3 separate regions of the Homo sapiens genome follow, and regions 1 and 2 are each linked to region 3. The links are chromatin contacts, found by Hi-C or POLR2A ChIA-PET in ENCODE. All regions are on one chromosome and are shown on one strand. The core of a region is the stretch at or near the end of the contact, and the rest is flanking DNA. Distances in the headings are between cores, read along the strand shown. Region 1 overlaps PALD1 (phosphatase domain containing paladin 1). Region 2 has its middle 24 kb from the start of PRF1. Region 3 holds the start of PPA1 (inorganic pyrophosphatase 1).

Evidence for each region. A loop is a pair of places that touch in the nucleus more often than their neighbours do. ChIA-PET counts read pairs that join two places held with the same protein, here RNA polymerase II (POLR2A). Pooled maps may share reads with other maps.
Region 1: a loop to region 3 is called in a map of B cell, with 6 times the contacts of the local background. The contact joins the enhancer-like site here to the promoter of PPA1 in region 3. A Hi-C loop is called at or near these places in 1 of 168 maps with a recorded cell type or tissue (B cell), 6 of 37 single-sample maps with no recorded cell type and 5 of 50 pooled maps. POLR2A ChIA-PET finds 5 or more read pairs at or near these places in 1 of 52 experiments (OCI-LY7).
Region 2: a pooled map shows a loop between it and region 3 (11-fold over the local background). The contact joins the enhancer-like site here to the promoter of PPA1 in region 3. A Hi-C loop is called at or near these places in 5 of 37 single-sample maps with no recorded cell type and 12 of 50 pooled maps. POLR2A ChIA-PET finds 5 or more read pairs at or near these places in 2 of 52 experiments (H1 and OCI-LY7).

The regions. Positions count from the first base shown.
Region 1 is chr10:70,488,391-70,491,609 of GRCh38, forward strand. All of the region lies in intron 1 of PALD1 (phosphatase domain containing paladin 1), which reads left to right. Among named protein-coding and RNA genes, the nearest start is that of PALD1, 11 kb to the left of the region's middle. RefSeq lists a silencer at 1,833-1,932. Within about 2 kb of position 1,926, at least 2 of the 41 ENCODE cell types and tissues checked have a DNase peak (open chromatin) inside an H3K27ac peak, as active enhancers do; they include B cell and OCI-LY7, where a contact is called at or near this core.
Region 2 is chr10:70,577,202-70,580,047 of GRCh38, forward strand. No RefSeq gene overlaps it. Among named protein-coding and RNA genes, the nearest start is that of PRF1, 24 kb to the right of the region's middle. Within about 2 kb of position 1,275, at least 8 of the 41 ENCODE cell types and tissues checked have a DNase peak (open chromatin) inside an H3K27ac peak, as active enhancers do; they include OCI-LY7, where a contact is called at or near this core.
Region 3 is chr10:70,231,566-70,234,743 of GRCh38, forward strand. PPA1 (inorganic pyrophosphatase 1) reads right to left here and starts at 1,864. Exons shown (of 11, transcript NM_021129.4): 1 at 1,699-1,864. The coding sequence starts at 1,762. RefSeq lists a silencer at 1,506-2,075.

The DNA of each region.
Region 1 (3,219 bases), core at 676-3,175, 260 kb after region 3:
GATTACAGGCGTAAGCCACCATGCCTGGCCTAAAATAATCTTCACAAAATATTCAAGTAGTAGCTTCATAGAAAGTAAAATGTCAAAGTCCCCTTTCCCCTCCTTCCCCTCTCTCTGGTCCCCGTAGGTAACACTGTCAGCAGTGTGCTGAGTATCCTTTGGTCTTTTTTCTGTACCTCTACATGAATTTGTGTGGTTTTTTATTTTTGGGGTGTAAATGAGCTCAAACTCGGTCCATGGCTGTGGGGCCTGCTTTCATCCGGCCATGTATCATGCAGAGGGACCCCACCACTGCCATGGGAGTTCTGAGCACATGCCCTGAGCTGGGGCTTGGCGAGGCTTTGGGAGAGATGGGAAGAAGTCTTCCTGGAGGTGGTTAATTTAGAGCAGGTTCTGGAGAAGAGTAGCATTGGATCAAAGGGGATCAGTCTGTCCAAAACAGCCTCTGTCGTGACCCGTCCCTGGGGTCTGGGTGGATGTATTCTGCTGCTGGGGGTCTGGGTGGATGTATCCTCCTGCTGCTGGGGGTCTGGGTGGATGTATCCTCCTACTGCTGGGGGTTCTGGGCGGATGTGTCCTTCTGCCGCTTCACCAATGACCCCGACTTGGCTGCCGCTGGTGGGGGCTTCTTCCCGTCTCTCTGAAGTGTCACTGGAAGGAATAGGCCCAGGAGAGGGCAGTTCGTTGGGTTGACAGAAGAGGGACCCTTGGGGAGTTGCCCCTTGCCAAAGTCTCTTTAGGCAGCCTGTAGGGGCCTCCCAATAGCTATCTTGCCCAGCCTACGTGGGTGGAGGATGGGATGCCTGTGGCCTCTGAGGAAGGGGCTGCCTGGGCTCAGATTTTCACCCTCCTGGCCCCACCCCAACCCCAACCAATGAGACTGCAGCCAGTGGGGTCCCAGGTGCTCTGAGTCTTATGTCATGCTGCTTTCCTTGACACTGCCATCGATGTGTAGATGAACCCCATCCCCTGCATCCTAAAGTTGGTTGTTTTCATTGTTTTTAAGTTTTCCCTAACTTAACAGTACAAAGTAGTGCCTTAATTGTAAGACATGGGTTCTGGGAGATAGGAATCCTGTGTGGTGGTTCCAGGGCAGCCACTTGCTTACCCAGGAAGGGGTTGTCTTGTGACTTGGGGTCTCATCCTGGGCTCAGGAATCCTGTAGGGGGAGGGGAGGACCTGGCAGGGAGCTCTGCATAGGTGGGTTTGTGGATGTCTCCCTTTCTGCAGCTCAGTGCTGCTCAAATGTGGGTAATACGTGGACTTCCAATTCACAGCCCTATTGAGATCTAATTCACATGCTGTACAATTCACTCATTTAGTAGCTTTTAGTACATTCAAAGAGCTGTTGTCTCACCACAGTCTAATTTTACAACATTTTCATCAACCTCAAAAGATACCCCAGTACCCATTGGTAGTCACTCCCCACCCCCAGCCCGCTAGCATGCTCTGTATCTCTATAGATTTGCTAATTCTAGACATTTCATATAAATGAAATCATACAACATATGGGTTTTTTGTAGACTCCCTCTCTCTCTCTTTTTTTTCTTGAGATGGAGTCTCGCTCTGTTGCCCAGTCTGGAGTATAGTGGCGTGATCTCGGCTGATGGCAACCTCCGCCTCCCGGGTTCAAGCGATTCTCCTGCCTAAGCTTCCCGAGTAGCTGGGATCACAGGCACCTGCCACCATGCCCAGCTAATTTTTGTATTTTTAGTAGAGATGAGGTTTCACCGTGTTGGCCAGGCTGGTCTTGAACTCCTGACCTCAGGTGATCCATCTGCCTCGGCCTCCCATAATGCTGGGATTACAGGCATGAGCCACCACGCCTGGCCCTCTCTCTCTCTCTCTTTTTTAAAGGTCTCACTCTGTTGCTCAGGCTGGGGTGCAGTGGTGCAATCACGGCTCACTGAAGCCTCAACCTCCTGGGCTCAGGTGATCCTCCCTCCTCAGTCTCCTGAGTAGCTAGGACCACAGGCATGTGCCACCACATCCGGCTAATTTAAAAGTTTTTTTAATAGAGACAAGGTCTTGTGTTGCCCAGGTCTTCAACTCCTGAGCTCAGGACTCCCTTTTGAAAAACAACAACAAACCCCTCACTTGCTGATTGACATTATTCTTACTGTAATATAACTGAAATGTGTATAAGACCAGGCATAAGCACCTTAGACTTAAAGTTTTTACAAAACTATTAAAAAAACAGGAAATAGTAGTAAAACCAGAAAGCCAACTCATTTCCAATGAACAATTACTTTAATTGGAAGGATGTTAACTGCACCTACATTGCCAGCCTTGGGTTGATGGTAGAGAGCTGTGCCCTTGGGCCTCTCCTGTGTTCCCTGCCTCTGTTTCTTGGGCCTGTTGTATAGGGAAGTACTAATAATGTTGGGCTGATGGGACGGGTTGGGGTAATCAGACCTCACATTTAAGCCTAGACTACGTGTGAGCAATCCCTGAATGTCTGTTTTAATGGGGTATTGCCCGATACTCGGAAAGCTGGCTTGTTTGATTGAAGATAAGCATGGAATAGTGGCATTATTGAAATCTGCTTGTAGTGGCTCTTAAACCCACTTCTTTTTTTTTTGGAGACAGAGTCTCGCTCTGTCGCCCAGGCATGGTGCGATCTGGGCTCACTGCAAGCTCCGCCTCCTGGGTTCACACCATTCTTCTGCCTCAGCCTCCTGAGTAGCTGGGACTACAGTCACCTGCCACCACGCCTGGCTAATTTTTTGTATTTTTAGTAGAGACGGGGTTTCACCATGTTAGCCAGGATGGTCTCGATCTCCTGACTTCGTGATCCACTTGCCTCGGCCTCCCAAAGTGCTGGGATTACAGGCGTGAGCCACTGTGCCCAGCCTAAACCCACTTCTTGTAGGAATCAGGAATTTGGCACAGAGATGGGCTTTACTCACTTCACACAGATGCTGTCAACATGCACATGGTCCTGACTGCTAAGAGGCTGGGCCTTTGAACTGGGCACCTCCAGGCTGCCATGGGCTATGGGGTGGCTCTGTTCTCCCTCCCCACCTGCTTTTTTTTTCCTATTTGAATCACAACCTTTCTTTGTGCTGTGTGTGATGATATCATTTGGCCTTCATGGAGAAGGAACTGGATTGTAAACACAGGAGCAAACTTGAGGCTCAAATTGTAGGGCACTGCTTGCTTATGAGATGGTTATTCAGATGACCAGGGGATGCTCTCATTACTTTTTGAAATGACATT
Region 2 (2,846 bases), core at 25-2,524, 350 kb after region 3:
CTCTCCTTCCTTCCTCTCTCTTTCTTTCTTTCATTCATTCTTTCTTTCTTTTTGTTCTTCTTTCTTCCTTTTCTTTCTTTCTTTTCTTTCCTTCCTTCCTTCTTTCATTGTTTCCTTCCTTCTTTCCTCCTCTTTTTCTTTCTTTCATTCTTTCTCTTCCTTTTTTCTTTTTGTTCTTTCTTCTTTCTTCCTTTTCTTTCTTTCTTTCCTTCCTTCTTTCTTTCTTTTCTTTCTTTCATTCTTTCCTTCCTTCCTTCCTCTTTCTTTCTCTTTCTCTTTCTCCTTCTCTTTCCCTCACTCCCTCCCTTCCTCGCTTCCTTCCTCGCTTCCTTCCTCTCTCCCTCCCTCTCTCTCTTTCTCTCTTTCTTTCTTTCTTTCTTTCTTTCTTTCTTTCTTTCTTTCTTTCTTTCTCTCTCTCTCTTTTTCTTTCTTTCTCTCTCTCTCTTTTTCTTTCTTTCTGCCTTTCTCCTTTTCTTCTCCCTTTCTCCCTTTCTCTTTCTTTTCTTTTCTTTTTCTTTTTTAAATTCTATGCTGCTTCTGGGTCAGGGTCTTACTTTATCACCCAGGCTAGAGTGCAGTGGTGCAATCATAACTCACTGCACCCTCGACCTCCTAGGCTCAAGTGATTCTCCCACCTCAGCCTCCAGAGCTGGAACTATAGGCATATGCCACCACACTCGGCTAATTTTTGAATTTTCTTTTTTTTGTAGAGATGGGGTCTCACTATGTTGGCCAGGCTTGTCTTGAACTTCTGGGCTCAAGTGATTCTCCCACCTCAGTCTCCCAAAGTGTTGGGATTACAGGGTGAGCCACCACACTTGACCCCTTTCCTATTGATTTGTTAAGATGATAACTTTATCATATATGTTGCATTTATTTTTTAGCTTTAAAATACCATTAGATATACATGCTGTCTTAGAGCCTGTCCTCTCCATTCCTGTGTGTCTCAGTCTATGCTGGAGCTGACCTAGCTTCAGATCAATAACCTTTGCTTATTTTATGATGTCCTTTATTAGATTACTTACTTTGTCAAGCATTATATCTGGTTTCTTTTACAGTCATCATCTCGTTCAACCCTCCAACAATACCACAAGGTGTTATTTTACAGCTAGAGATACCCGTGTCTGATGCCAAATCCTTGCTTGTTTCAGGGCTGGATATGGTAATCCTCTCTGCCATTTTCGATGACAGGTTGAGAGGAGAGAAAGGTAGATCCTGGAAGAGTGCCCAGGCTGGGGTGACTCGGGGAGGAGACTAAGGGGAAAGCATGATGACTTTGAAAGCCCTCCGTCAAATTCTTGTGGTTCTCTGACTTGATGTTATTTAAACCCCTGTGTACTTTCAAGAGGTTCCCCTCTACAGCCACAAGAATGGGAAATGGCTTGTGTTCTCTGAGTCACACTGGTAGATTATCTATGGGCCTTCTGAGTTTCACTTTGCACCCCCTCTTGGCTATTCTTTCCTTTTCCCACATCCGCCCACCTCACCATCAACAAACCTGCACAGTGTCTTTGCCCTTCAAAAGTAATTGTTATTCTTTCTTTGAACTAAATGACGGCATCTAAGCTGAATTAAACACTCATAGCCTTTCACAGTTTATGAAAGTATCCATTTCCCCATTCCTGCCTTAACATTTGAGGTCGCCAATCCTTTTAATTTTTGCCAATCTGATAAGAAAGAAAGTCTTTTATTTTTACCTTAACTCGACTTTTCCAGATTAGTAATGAGGTTGGAACATCCTTTCATATGTTTACTGGCCATTTGAATTTATTCTGTTATGTATATGCCCATTTTTCTGCTAGATTGTCTTTTTTTAATTAACAGGCATAAAATTTTAATATAATTTGTTTTGTGGGTAGGTAGATAGATATACAGTCAGTTCTTTCTCCCAGTTTGTCTCAGGTCTTGTAACGTTTTTAGTGTATTTTTTCATAGAGAAGTTGTTCAATTTATACATGGTGTGTTTTTTGACTTGTGTAAGCAAGCCTTCCCTACCCAAGGTTCTAGATCTCTTTCCTATGTTTTCTTTGAATATTTCTACAGTGTTGTCTTTTATGTTTAATGCTTTAATTCATCTGGAATAAACTTTTGTGAATGACATGAGATAGTGTATTTTTTTTTTCCAAAATGGATATCCAGTTGGCCCACATTTATTATTATTTGTTATTATTATTTTAGAGATGGGATCTTGCTATGTTGCTCAGGCTGGTGTTGACCTCTTGGCCTCAAGCAGTCCTCCTGCCTCAGCCTCCCAAGTAGCTGGGACCACAGGCATGTGCCACTGCACCAGGCTGGCCTACATTATTTATGGAATAGCCACATTTCCCCCTTACTGGAACTATGGTTTTCATCATATGTGAAGTAAGCACTTATACCTGAGTCCATAGAGTAGACACGGGGTTGTTGTTGCTCCTGGCCTCCATTCATCCTTCTGGTAACCATGTCTGATTTTCCCCATCCCCAGCAGGAACAAGAACCAAGGCTTGAGCCAATTTGTGCATCTCATTGTCCTGGCACTGCCATTGGCCCAGGGCTGGCCATGTGACTCAGCCGGCCAATTACACCCAATCAGAGCTTATCCCTGGCATTTTTCTGAGTGACTGGAAGAGTGTTAACTATTCTTGTGGAACTTAAAAGGGAGAGGCCAGACGTGGCTACAGTTGTCACACAGCCACAAGGTGAAAACAAATATGAAAATGAAACCAACACACCAAGGCCAGTGGAATTGAGCTGAGGCAACTGCTGTTGCCCTTTAGCTGCTGTACCCCATCATGTCTAGAGCCAGGTTACCCCTATGCCCACAAAACTTTTAACTGACAACCCAGATCCTTTTGTGCTTAAGTGAG
Region 3 (3,178 bases), core at 614-3,113:
CAAAAAACAAACAATAAAACATAAAAGTCCCTTTAGGGCCAATTGTGACTTTGCAGTCTGTCCAGCCCTTTATCAGTTTTAAAGAAATTGACAAATGTAATATTATAAAGCTTAAAAAAGTTTATTTCTATTAAGGAAGGATAAAGCACTTAAAATTGGATAACTATGTAGTGGGTTCTAATTATTAGTATTTCTTAAGTTCCAGAGAGTTCCACTTGATAAAAACAGTTACTTCAGCTAGTGCCAAATTCTAGGAGTAGCTTTGGTCTCCCATAACGGCCACCAAATATTAATTGCAAATAAATAACCTAAGTAAAAGCAGTGTGTTTGTTCTGCATATATAGCTTGAAGATCCACCCCTCACCTTCAAACCAGACAGTCACCTCTGTAAGCCTTTCCTACAGAGAAATTCTGGAGCCAACACTATTTCCAGAAAAACAGTCCCATGAATTATTAGTCAAAAGTTACTGGACTGTCCTTGCTGCTTAATTGCAAAATTAAATAAAATGGAGAGTGGGGGGTAGTTCTCACCCTTCCTGGATTTTACCTGATAGTTAACCTTTGGCTAGATGTGTAAGCTTTACAGTTCGCTTTCCTTTTCCTCCCGCACCAGGCTACTTTTTGTTCCTTCAATGCCTATTCATTCGTCTCCTCTACTCCCCGCTTCCCCTTCCTTCATACACCAACTCAGAGTTCGAGGCACCTGCCCATTTCCTTCCAAATAAAACTGTAAAGAGGTTACAATAGAAGCGCCTGTGGTGACACATTTACGAACGCCTCCGTTATCGCCCATAATCTACTCCTAGTAGCTGGGGGTGGGGGGAGTAAGAGGATAAAGAAAAACCCCAAGTAGCTTTCCTCCACCTACAAGGCCAAAAAAACGTGGTGCCCTAAGGAGCGTGGAGGGCGCCAGCATGCAGCCTCCCGGTTTCCCCGTGCAGCCCTAGGTGCAGGACCCGGGGTAGGTACCCCCTAGACGCCGAATCCTGCAAAGGTAAAAACTTGGCACTTTCTCAGTCTTGTTTCCAGACTGACGTCATCTGTTTGATTTGAGGGAAACAGCTTTCTGTTTCATAAGGAGCATTCCCAGCATCGGCGCTGAGGGAAAACAGGCGGCGCAGAGGCAGGAGCACGACCGGGCCGCGGAGGACCGGTCCAGCGCCTTCACAGACGGCTCCCGATCCGGGCCTCAGTTTTCCCGTCTGTAAAACGAGGGGGTGGACTTGGCTCCGCTCAGCGCCGATAATCTGAGCTACGGCGGCGGAATTAAGGTCTTTAGGAAGTCACTGCCCCCCCCGGCCCGGAGTCGCCTTTTCTCCAAACTGAGCAATCCTCTTACGGGAATTATGTTACTTCCAAGCACCTTTCTAGGGTGGGTCGGTGATTTCCTTTTCCCAACAGACCCTGTCAGAGCCAGACACCTGCAAAACTAGCTGGGCCCAGGTTCGGGTACCCCGAGGCGTGACAAAGGGACCATCTCCGTTCAGCGGGGAGGGATGGCCGGAGGCGACCCTCGCCGCCCCGACCGGCGGCGGCAAGTATGCAATGTGAGGCCGGCCAGGCCCCACAACGCGCCCGAGGAGACGGGCCCGCGTCGGAGACCTGGGGCCGAGCGCGGGCCGCACCCTCCCGGGGAGGCAAGGCCCGGGAATGAATGGGCGGACGGGCGCGGAGGGGCCACGGGCCGCAGACACTCACTGAGGAAGACTCGGTACTCCAGGGAGAAGGGCGCGGCGCGCTCCTCGGTGCTGAAGCCGCTCATAGTGCCGGAGTCCTGCCGCCGCCGCTGCCACAGAGCCACCAGCCCGCACGCGGCGCCGACTGACAAGGAGAGAGCCCCACGCCTGCGCACTGCGAGCACTGGACCGGCGGGCGGGGCGGGGAGCGCCTTTAACGCGGCTCTGCTAGTGTTCCCACCCCCGCCGGGCCAACCCCGTGCGCAGGCGCACTCCGCCAGGCCCGGGTGTCCGCACTCCCCAGCCCCGCCCCTCGGGCCCAGCCTCCGCGATGGCAGCTAGGGCTCAGAGGCTGGGCCACGTGGCTGCCGCCGGCGCTGGTTCTGTTCCTTCGGCTTTGGGCTCTGACCCGGGAGGGCAAATGCGCAGGCTCTAAGCTTGGACTAGCTAGGAGTTGACCGCCGACCACGCACACAGGGAACTCACCTTTGATTCTCACACACTCCTCCCCGCAGTCCTATTCCTTATCTCAAAAGGCGTTGATAAGTCACCTGCTTCCCCAGACAGGCTCTGCTTGCGGTCTTAAAGGTGAGCATTTTTCTGATCCGTCGTAACAAAGTTGAGCCATATTACTGACACCCCTAGTGGCTACTAGTAAGGTACTCGCTTCTCCACTTTCTATAATCTCTCTCACTCCGTTGCTTATCTGGGAAGTGAAGATAATAATATAACTATTTCATGAGTTACTGGGATGATTACCCGAGTTAATACACGTCAAATGCCTGAAGCAGAGCCTGTATCTTTGTAAACAATCTGGAAGTTGTTACTGTCACCCTCCCCAGTGGGGGAGGATTTACGCCCCCGCGCCCCCCGCCCCCTCCATCCCCCCTGCCACCCTACTTAACCCACCTGGGTCTCCAGGGGCTTCAGATGGAAGCACTGGGAAGGTCCAGGCGTGAGCTAGAGTCCCGTGAAGGAGTGTTCTCAGGGACAGGCTCTTCTGATCTTGATTTCCTGTTTATATTCCATCATATCAGGCCAGACCCCAAAAACTAAAGTCTGATTGAGGCAGTGGGAAAATATTTGCATCACTTACCTCCCCAGGAATACATGTAAAAGAAAAAAAGTATATCCACAATCCTAAATATAAATTAGCAAATTATTATTCACATTTCAAAGAATGCCTGGTTTTATTTATTTATTTATTTTAATTTCATGGCCAGGATTTCTTTAAATAACTTTTTCTAGAACATTAAAGATAATGTGCCTTAATGACATTTTGAATTAAACCCTTTTTTCCAAACAATGTCTATTGTAAAAAATGAATATTAAATGAAAACCTAGTAAGATCTCCAGTTAGTTATGGTGTCGCTCCCTTTGTCTCCATCCAACTCCCAAACCTCACTGACACCCATTAATTTTCAGAAGGCTGTGATTCACTGATTTTTTGAACATTTCACCACACTGTTTTACTGCTGTTAAAACAGAAGGGCAGGAAAAAA